2 separate regions of the Homo sapiens genome follow, and region 1 is linked to region 2. The links are chromatin contacts, found by Hi-C in ENCODE. All regions are on one chromosome and are shown on one strand. The core of a region is the stretch at or near the end of the contact, and the rest is flanking DNA. Distances in the headings are between cores, read along the strand shown. Region 1 holds the start of RDX (radixin). Region 2 has its middle 94 kb from the start of ZC3H12C.

The links. Hi-C counts contacts between places; a loop is a spot of excess contacts on that map. Pooled maps may share reads with other maps.
Region 1: a loop to region 2 is called in a map of ascending aorta, with 2.5 times the contacts of the local background. The contact joins the promoter of RDX here to the enhancer-like site in region 2. A Hi-C loop is called at or near these places in 1 of 168 maps with a recorded cell type or tissue (ascending aorta) and 4 of 50 pooled maps.

What each region holds. Positions count from the first base shown.
Region 1 is chr11:110,293,803-110,298,452 of GRCh38, forward strand. RDX (radixin) reads right to left here and starts at 2,812. Exons shown (of 14, transcript NM_002906.4): 1 at 2,665-2,812. RefSeq lists an enhancer at 1,909-2,781 and silencers at 1,995-2,054, 2,185-2,284, 2,295-2,344, 2,395-3,194.
Region 2 is chr11:109,997,644-110,001,792 of GRCh38, forward strand. No RefSeq gene overlaps it. Among named protein-coding and RNA genes, the nearest start is that of ZC3H12C, 94 kb to the right of the region's middle. Within about 2 kb of position 2,473, at least 5 of the 41 ENCODE cell types and tissues checked have a DNase peak (open chromatin) inside an H3K27ac peak, as active enhancers do.

The sequences.
Region 1 (4,650 bases), core at 1,562-4,061, 300 kb after region 2:
AAACTCCAGCAGCATATAGCTCAGTTTTCACAACCTTAATAAAACAGATTTTTTTAGACTTTGGCCTACAGGAAATATTGGTTAAAATTTGACCCCGTTTTTAAACATTAGTAGCATAAATTAAAATGCATTAAATTAAAAATGGATGAAAAAACAAGACTCTCACCATCATTTACCATTTCAGACTATTATATCAGATCACACATAGTAGGTTAAAAGATTGAGAACTGAAAGCAAAATAAAAATATATAAAGACTTTCACTTCAACAGCCTGCCAAAGATAAAAAATGAATAATAAAATCCAATTCTGGCCGGGCGCAGCGGCTCATGCCTGTAATCCCAGCACTTTGGGAGGCCGAGGCGGGCAGAACGCCGGAGGTCCAGGAGTTCCAGACCAGCCTGGCCAACATGGCAAAACCCCGTCTCTACTAAAAATGCAAAAATTAGCCGGGCATGGTGGCGCACGCCTGTAGTCCCAGCTACTCGGGTGGCTGAGGTACAAGAATCACTTGAACCCAGGAGGCGGAGGTGCAGTGAGCCAAGATCATGCCACTGCATATCACCCTGGGAGACAGAGCGAGATGGGCTAACTGGATTAAAATAAGCATCGGTTTCATTAAAAAGGACTAACTTGAAGATAAATCTTTTGACTCTAGCTCTTTAGAGGATCTAAAGTGACCTTGATGGACAGTGGAAGAAATCACAACATGGAATTCCTTGAGTAAAAATTTATCGACTTAAAAAAAAAATCCAATTCTGCTTTTGGGAACAGTGAACCAATAAACAAAAGACAACGCGTTCCCCATCCCGGAGACTAATGAGACTCAGCAAGGGAGGGAAACAACAGCAAAGTCTGTCATTTCTTACCAACAAAAGGAAAGTAATCAATTTGACTTTCAGTTAATTAATCACAATTTCAAAAAAAAAAACAAAAGGACAGACTCAACGTATTTTCCCTACACCCAAATTAATTACATCTATTCTACAGCTACTTCTGAGACTCTCCTACATACTCTTCCATGTGTGGGGATACAGGAGTGAACAAAACATTGTATGTGATTCCTAAGGTCAAGAACTCAACGTTTTTTCAATGCCACAATCAAATTCTGTCTCATTTAAATAAAACTGTAAAGAATGCCAATGTCTATTCATTCCTTGCTAATAATATACCAACTGTTTATTAAATTCCATCATATATAAAAAAGCGATTAAGCAAAGAAAGTCACTGCAATCGTCTTTACAGCATACGATTAACTTCAAAAGGAGTGTTTTACATGTTGCTGTATTTGAAGGAAAGTATTATTAATCTCTGGAAGATAAAGCACACTGGGGAAAGCAAAGAAATTCTGAAAATAAAAAACTGCAATCCTGAATATTAGTCTCCTTTCTCAAATCCAGTGATGCTGTTTTGGCAAATGGATCAAGCCATTATTTATCCAGCAACATGAACGGGGTAATTGTTCCTTCTTAGCTCCATCAGTCATATAAAAGAGTATTTAGTGTTCTAAAAAAAAAAAAAAAAAAAGAAGTATGCTCCTTAAACAATAGATTACAATGTCTATGTCAAAGTACTCGTTTATCAAATAAACCCTTATTATCTTAGACTTTTATATTTACATCCTGCCAGTCTTAGTGCCACAAGAATGCCATCGAGTTCCTCAGCAACGTGTCTTCCACCAAAATCTCAAATGTATTTTAAAATATATTTTTATGAAGTTGACTTTTAACACATTTCCAACCTAGTAACTACTCTTTAAGGAAAAAAAAAAACCACCAAATATTGGGAATGTCTGAAGAAACATGACATCTGTCTAGGAAGTGATGTAGTCTGTTTAAACTGAAAAAAAAAAAAAAACAAAAATGCACTGCCCCCTTTCAAAGTTAGTCCGGGAATTGAGTTTAGAATCCTTTAAAGGAAAAGAGGGATATCATGTACTGAACTTGTCTGGTGGGGTCTGAGACACTAAAACTGAGCGGCCTCAAGGGCCCGAGAAAGTTACAGGGCTCCGAGAGCTGCAACAGCAGCAGGTAGAGCTGCGGCCGGGAACCGCGGCCCTGGCCTGGCGGGTGCGAGCGGCGGGAGCGACTGGCGCCCCAAAGCCTGTCATGCAACATCCCCTTTGCCACTGGGGCGGAACGCACGCTCTCTAGTAATTTAACACCCCTCCTTTCAAACTGGAGGCCGGGGAACAAGTTCTAATAAATGTAAAATCGAATTCTACCTACGCTGAATATCTGGATTTTCAAACAACCCTTGGGACCATGCCAGCCCGGGCCCGGGGCCCAGTCCAGGCAGCGGGAGCCCACCGTCCCCAGGGCGCTGGGGGTCCGACACCGGCGCTGAAGGCAGACTCCGCGCCCCGAGGAAAGGAGAATCCCGCGGCGGCGAAGGTCGACTTTGGCCCGGCCAGGCACGTTCGGGCCGCGGCTCAGCCACGACTCGGGCAGGGCCTCGCGGCCCCTACCAGCCCCGGGAGGAGCCTGGCCGGCCGGGCCGTTACCACAGTGGCGCCTCGGCCAGCTGGGCGCGAGCGGAGGCGCGCCAAGCCCTGGCGGCGGCGCCACGGCCGGGCAGCACGGGCCCCGCAACTTCGCGCCGCCACCTTAGCGTCTCCGGAGGAACCGGGAGCGGGGAGTGGGGGAAGGGAGGGCGCCGCGCCTTACCCGGAGAGCGGGCGGCTTCTGCCCGCCGGCGTGTGGCTGGGGCGCTGCGCGGCGGCGCGGCTGCGACAGGGAGGGAGAAGCGGTGGTGCGAGCGCTGGCCCGCGGGAGACGAGAGGCGCCGCCGCCACCGCAGACAGCTCCGCAATATGGCCGCTCGGCGCCTCCGCGGGAAAAGGCGGGGCTGCCCGGCGCCCCCCCGCCTCCCCCTGCCGGCCGGCCGTCCTCGCGCCGCGGACTGAGCGCCAACGCCGCCGCTGGGGGCCGCCCCCGCCCCGCCCCTCCCGCAGGCTCGCAGCCGCAGGCCTGGCTCCGGGCGTGGCCGGGGGTCGCGGTCTGGGGCCGGCCAACGCGAGGTGGGTGGCTGCGGGCTCGGGAGCGCCCAGGGAAATAGGGCGAATGCGCCGGAGGGTCGAGCCCTTCCAGAGAGCGCTGGGCTCCAGCTAAACCTGCGGTCGAGGGAAGCGGAGCCGCCCAGCCCAAAGCTCGGAGTGTGCCCGCCGCCTCCCCAACGAGTGGAAACTTGAAACTCCCGCTGGTGCCAGCAAACTCACTGAGGGCGTTGCCGTCGCCCCCAGAGGAGGAATTCTTCCCAGAGGGAGCCGGGGACCAAATGAAGCGTGAGACTTGGCTGTTAGGTTTGAAGATCCTGGACTGGGAAGGAGAAAAGGGCCTACCTGAGCGGAATTTAGATTTGCAACAAAGAACGTTTACATTATTTTGGCAGGTTTTAGCCAACTAGAAAAACTTAATTTTTCAGCGACAATTTTCAAACTTCACCAAAACCTCAATGGATAAGACCCCAAATCAGGAGTGCAAATTTTAATCCAAGCAAGGATGTGTGATAATTTTTTATTACCAACGACATGCTTTGGCAGTTGGAAGGAGTTGGTTAGCAAGAAAAAGTTGGAAGTAGGGCCCCAAAGAGCCGCCAAACCTACATAATTCTAGATTTAGAGAAAGTTAGGCATTCGATCTTAAGACTAAGTCTAGCCCACTCACTTTAGTTAGTGGCTGGGATGAGACAGGAAGCTCCTGACTTCTGGATCAGTCTTCTGTCATCTAATCCATGCTGAGTCCCCTCAGTATTGTCTGCTGGGATGATTCAGGGAGCAAAACTTGCTATGAGTATACAAACAGCAAGCGCACAAAATCAGATTCGCCTGGCTTGCCCTGTTTGCAATACTTTTTTTAGCTTATCTTTTGTGAACAAACTTTAGATTCAAATAACAAAACGCCTGAGTATACTTACTTTTATAGGACAAATAACTCCTATACTTCCTGCCTTAGCATTTACCTTAGGTGAGACAGTAGCTTTTCCAGGAAATATCTGCAAATCACTTTCACTAGCCTGCCTCTTCAGTGAGTTTCCACTATTGCCCTTTGAGACCTCTCCGAACAATTAAAAGCCCCCAAGAGACTCAAGGGTTAAACTCAAGGGCCTTTAGATAGCAAATTCCTCAAGGATGGGAACCAGGTGTGTGACTTGCGACCAAATAGGTTCTTGTGGTTCTTAGGGACCACCAAAAGATCACTCCTTACCTCTCCCTAGGGTGCAAGAATTATCCTGGTTATTGTTCAGCCTACCACATCAGGTTGCAGGCATAGTCAAAGTATTACGTAATACTTCCCATGAAGTAGGTAAGAAAAAAAAGTATTATGTAAATTCCTACATAGTACACTAATCAAATGAAATTATATAACACACTTTTGCAACTGAAAGTGAAGGATTCACTGTTGTTGGTCAGGTGCCAGACACTGGTGTGAAATTCTTTTACATGACTGTCTCTTTTAATGGTTACAAAAACCCTCTGGGATAAATACTATTATTGACCCTTTAAAAAAAATCGATGAATAAGACAGCTTAAAAAGAGGTAAGTAATTTCCCCAATGTAACAAAACTAGGAAGTGGCAGAGCAGTGACCAAACCCAAATATATGTTTGACTCCAAAAGCCTTGATTTTATCCTATCTTCTGCAACAGCAAACA
Region 2 (4,149 bases), core at 1,223-3,722:
GGCTGGCCATGTTTATGTTTTGATACTCAGGTATTATTCTTAGGAGAAGGACGCCTTTAGGTATTAAGTCTAATTATAAAGATTCCAACCGGGTCTGCCTGTCTTAAAAGTTGGTGATCTTCTTCGTCATCACATCCTGATGCCTCTGTGGCCCACGGAGAGCCCAGCAACAAAATCACAAGGCCCACCATGGTAGAGAGTGGCACAGAGGACACCTGGGGACCTCCCCGCGGGAATGTGCAGGCACCACTGATGCAGCCCAGCCCAGACTGGCCCTTCCAACATGGACCCCCAGTGGAGACCATCTGGTTCCTGAAGGTTTCTGATCCTCAGGCTGCAGCCCCCACACGCTAGTGCTTTACACCAGTGGGGCGAAGAGGCTGAGGAGCTGTGAAGGGAGGCCTTGAGGAATTCTTTGTCCCCTGAATGGGCCCACTCCCTAGATTCAATCCTAGGACTTGGCATTCGTCTCTCTACAGTTTAAACAATGTTTTTGAGCACACAATATGTACCAGACCCTGTTCCAGGCTGCTTTTTAATTTTCTAATTTTTAAAAATTTTTGAGACAGGGTCTGGCTCTGTGGCCCAGACTGGAATGCAGTGTCATGATCACGGTTCACTGCAGCCTTGACCTCCCAGCTCAAGTGATCCTCCCACCTCAGCCTCCTGAGTAGCTAGGCCTATGGGCATGTGCCACCACACCTGGCTAATTTTTTTATTTTCATAGAGACAGGGTCTTGCCGTGTTACCCAGGCTGGTCTTGAACTCCTGGACTCAAGCTATTCTCCTGCCTCAGCCTTTCAGGGATTATAGGAGGGATTATAGGTGTGAGCCACTGCACCAAGCCCAGGCTGCTTTTTTGGAAAGCACATATTTTTCAAGACTTCCCTCAGATCTGATGAGTGGATTAAAGTTCTAGAACTCATGTTTGGTTTCAAATTGCTTCCCATTCAGGGATTGTCAGACAACAGTCTGTAGGCAGTGCTGATCCGTGGCATAGTTCCAGCAGGCTGAGAAAAATTAGAGATAAGTGCAATAGAGTGAGTTTTTAATGAAGCTACATCTATTCCATCTAAAAGTTTGTTCTTTATTCTGATATGATATCCTTCCTCTTTTTAGATTTAAAGTAGCATTTCTTTCATGAAATGATAGTAGATAGTAGGGTTTTTTTAATGTTCTTAACTGAAAAATAAAAAGTTGGCCATCCTGTGACCCCCAAATAAATTAATATATAGATTGATAAATGATGTATCACTCTGTGAACCCAGACATGTGTGGCTTTGTTCTCTGACATTTGCTTTCTGCAGCTCTCAGGACTCTCCATGCTGAAAAGACACAATGCAATATTTCTGCAGTCCTCTCTCTCTCTCTCCGCAAATTCACCTTGGCCAGCAATACAAATGGTCCAGTTATTCAAGGAGCCAGATTTTCTCTGGAGGGATGGGGGCTGCATTATGCAGAGTCCCGCCCCGGGGCAGTTGGAAGAACACACTGCTTTGCAAACTGTTGCTGAGCCTGAGTATTTCTAAGCCTTCCAAAATCCTTGGTACAGTCTGTCCTCACATTGCCAACTGAGGGAATAATCCTGAATACTTGGTCCCCCACATATTCTACTAAGGAAGCTCATCATATTCCAGTGTCATTCTGAAAGAAAGATTCTCAAATATACATTTGGCAATCATCACCAATCTGACAAATTTGACCTGAATCTGTCTTCAAAAATTCTAAAGAAAAAAAGAATGAAAATTGGAGGTTATAATTTTACCAATATCAAGCCAAAGATAGACATGTTTCACCTTCATTTACATCAAGCTTTTATCCTCCAAAATTTTAAAACCATTTCTAATGTTACCTCCATCATTTAGCAATTAAAATTTTAGGGAGTTTACTTGAAACGCAAGTTGAATTTGGAAGTTTGGCTCATTTGACGTGGCCTAGTTAAATATGGCAATTCCCTTCTTTTTGCCACAGGAGGCAGCTTGGGGTAGAGAATTTGGGTCTGTCTGACAGCAAAGACCTGAGTTTGAATCTTGACTGAAAATTATTCAGTGGCTATGTTACTTTCAGAAGGCTTTTAACCTCTCTAATCCTTAGCTTCATAATGTGTAAAATGGGTATTGTAAGACCAACAGCATGTAATTGTAATGAGTCTGGCATAAAGTAAATGCCAATCCTGTAAAATGCTAATCCTGTTTTTTAATCTAATTAGATATCTAATTTTAATTTTAAATGAACTTAAGCAGGATGTCTTTTTTCCGTTTTTAATATTTTAAAAACTGGGAGGAAGAATCTATGAAGGCAAGTTTGTTTTTCAAGTTTGTGAAGAGTTACACAAATGATTCTAGAGTAAAATGGCCTTATACCAAATGTTTTACCTACTCACAGTGCCAAATATCCACAATGTCAAACAAGAACTGCAAATGTTCTCAGCTTTAATTTCACACCAATGTCACTTTAACCAAACAGTCTCCTTAGCAGGGTACTTCAGTGCTGAATCATTATTGACTCAGAGGTTTATAAATACCACTACTTGTATTACTTGGAGTTTTCTTCAGTGGTTCCCTATCGCCCTCTCTAAGTTCGGTTAAGCCTGACCGTGCAAAGGGAGTAATATCTGACATGCTCACTTCCCACATTAGTGGGGTTGCTAAGCCTGTATGACGTACATGATACATTTATAAAAAGGAACATTCTAAAAATAAGTTTAATGTATTCTCATTCAACTCCCTAAAAAACTGATGTAACTTGAAGACAGCAAGTTATGCTCATCAGTTTTCTCTAACAGCTTAGTAAATGTCAGAAAGAAACGGAAATGTTCTAAATAAGGACATCACTCGAAGTCCTTACAAAGTAAATCAGAATGCATACTTTTTCTATAAAAAAGCTTTAAAAAGATGATATAAATATATAATGTTCAAAGTCTAAATCTCATTTAGTAGGAATGGTTTAAAGATAACACTCGAAAAGACAGCTAAGGTGTTAGGTGGAAAGCAGCGGAAATGTATATAAAATCATTTCAATAAGGGATTTACTTAAGGAATAGGGTGAGGAATTACAGATATACAGTCCACACTGTTAGAGTCAACTCATCATCTATGGTAACAATAATGGGCAACAGGGAAGATAATCTAAAAATCCTGTATATTCACTTTTATATTCTAACATTATTGTTTGCAGTAGATTTATCTTCCCAACTATATTTAAGATTTGTTTGCCTTTTTGGGTATTAATTACCTGATGGATGGAGAAAGATACCCAATAGCACTCTCAAGGGCACAGCAAAGCCAAAAAAGTAACATTTTGCCAGAGATTATCTACAAAAATAAATTGTGTCTGTAAGAGAGTAAGAGATGTGGCCTGGATCACTGAGAGCGTGGAGTGAGGCCAATCCAAATAATTGATGTCTCTACAGTCTATCAGCCACTACCCGACAGTGGCCCAGGGATAAGGGTGGATGCAAGCACTTCTACTCCCTGCAATTACTCTCCTTTCTTTCCCTCAGGCACGAACCCCACTCCTCCAGAGTGGTTGTGGTCAGAGCATTTTGGGCAATAGGCCTCACAAAAGAAGCATCTTCAAATTCAGGGGACAAATCCAAAGGAAGCTAATATGAATCAACTGAAAAATGAACGAGCTGAGCCACATGCTGAGAGTGACCTGAAGAAAAATCGGTAAAGAAGTTTTATCAAGTGACTTGGGTGTTTTGATTCTTAAGAAGGAAATGAAATGCAAAATTTGCAATTTATGCAGAATTCTCTGTAATCTCTTGAATTCCAAGGGAAGTGACAGGTCTGTTTCAAATCCTTCTCCCGGAAACAGACAAAATTATAAAAGTAAAATACTGGAACAAAGTTTCAGTGCTGAGAGTAAGTGATGTTGCCAACATCTTATAAACTGGGAAGATTAAAGCAAAGGTGAAACAAGATCAAAAGCTCTCACTGAAAGCCCCCTCTGGTTTTCCCACTCTGGAAGTGGTGCAGTGCAGTAAGAAGTTAAGCAAATCTTTATAAGTATCACCAGCAATCCTGAATAATGAGAAATGAGGGCAAGAGGTGAGGGTGAGCAGTAGACCAGACAGAGCCACAGGTCAGAGGCTACAGGGACAGGGCAGAAGAAGCAAGCCTGTGGGTACATCAGAAAACTCTGCAG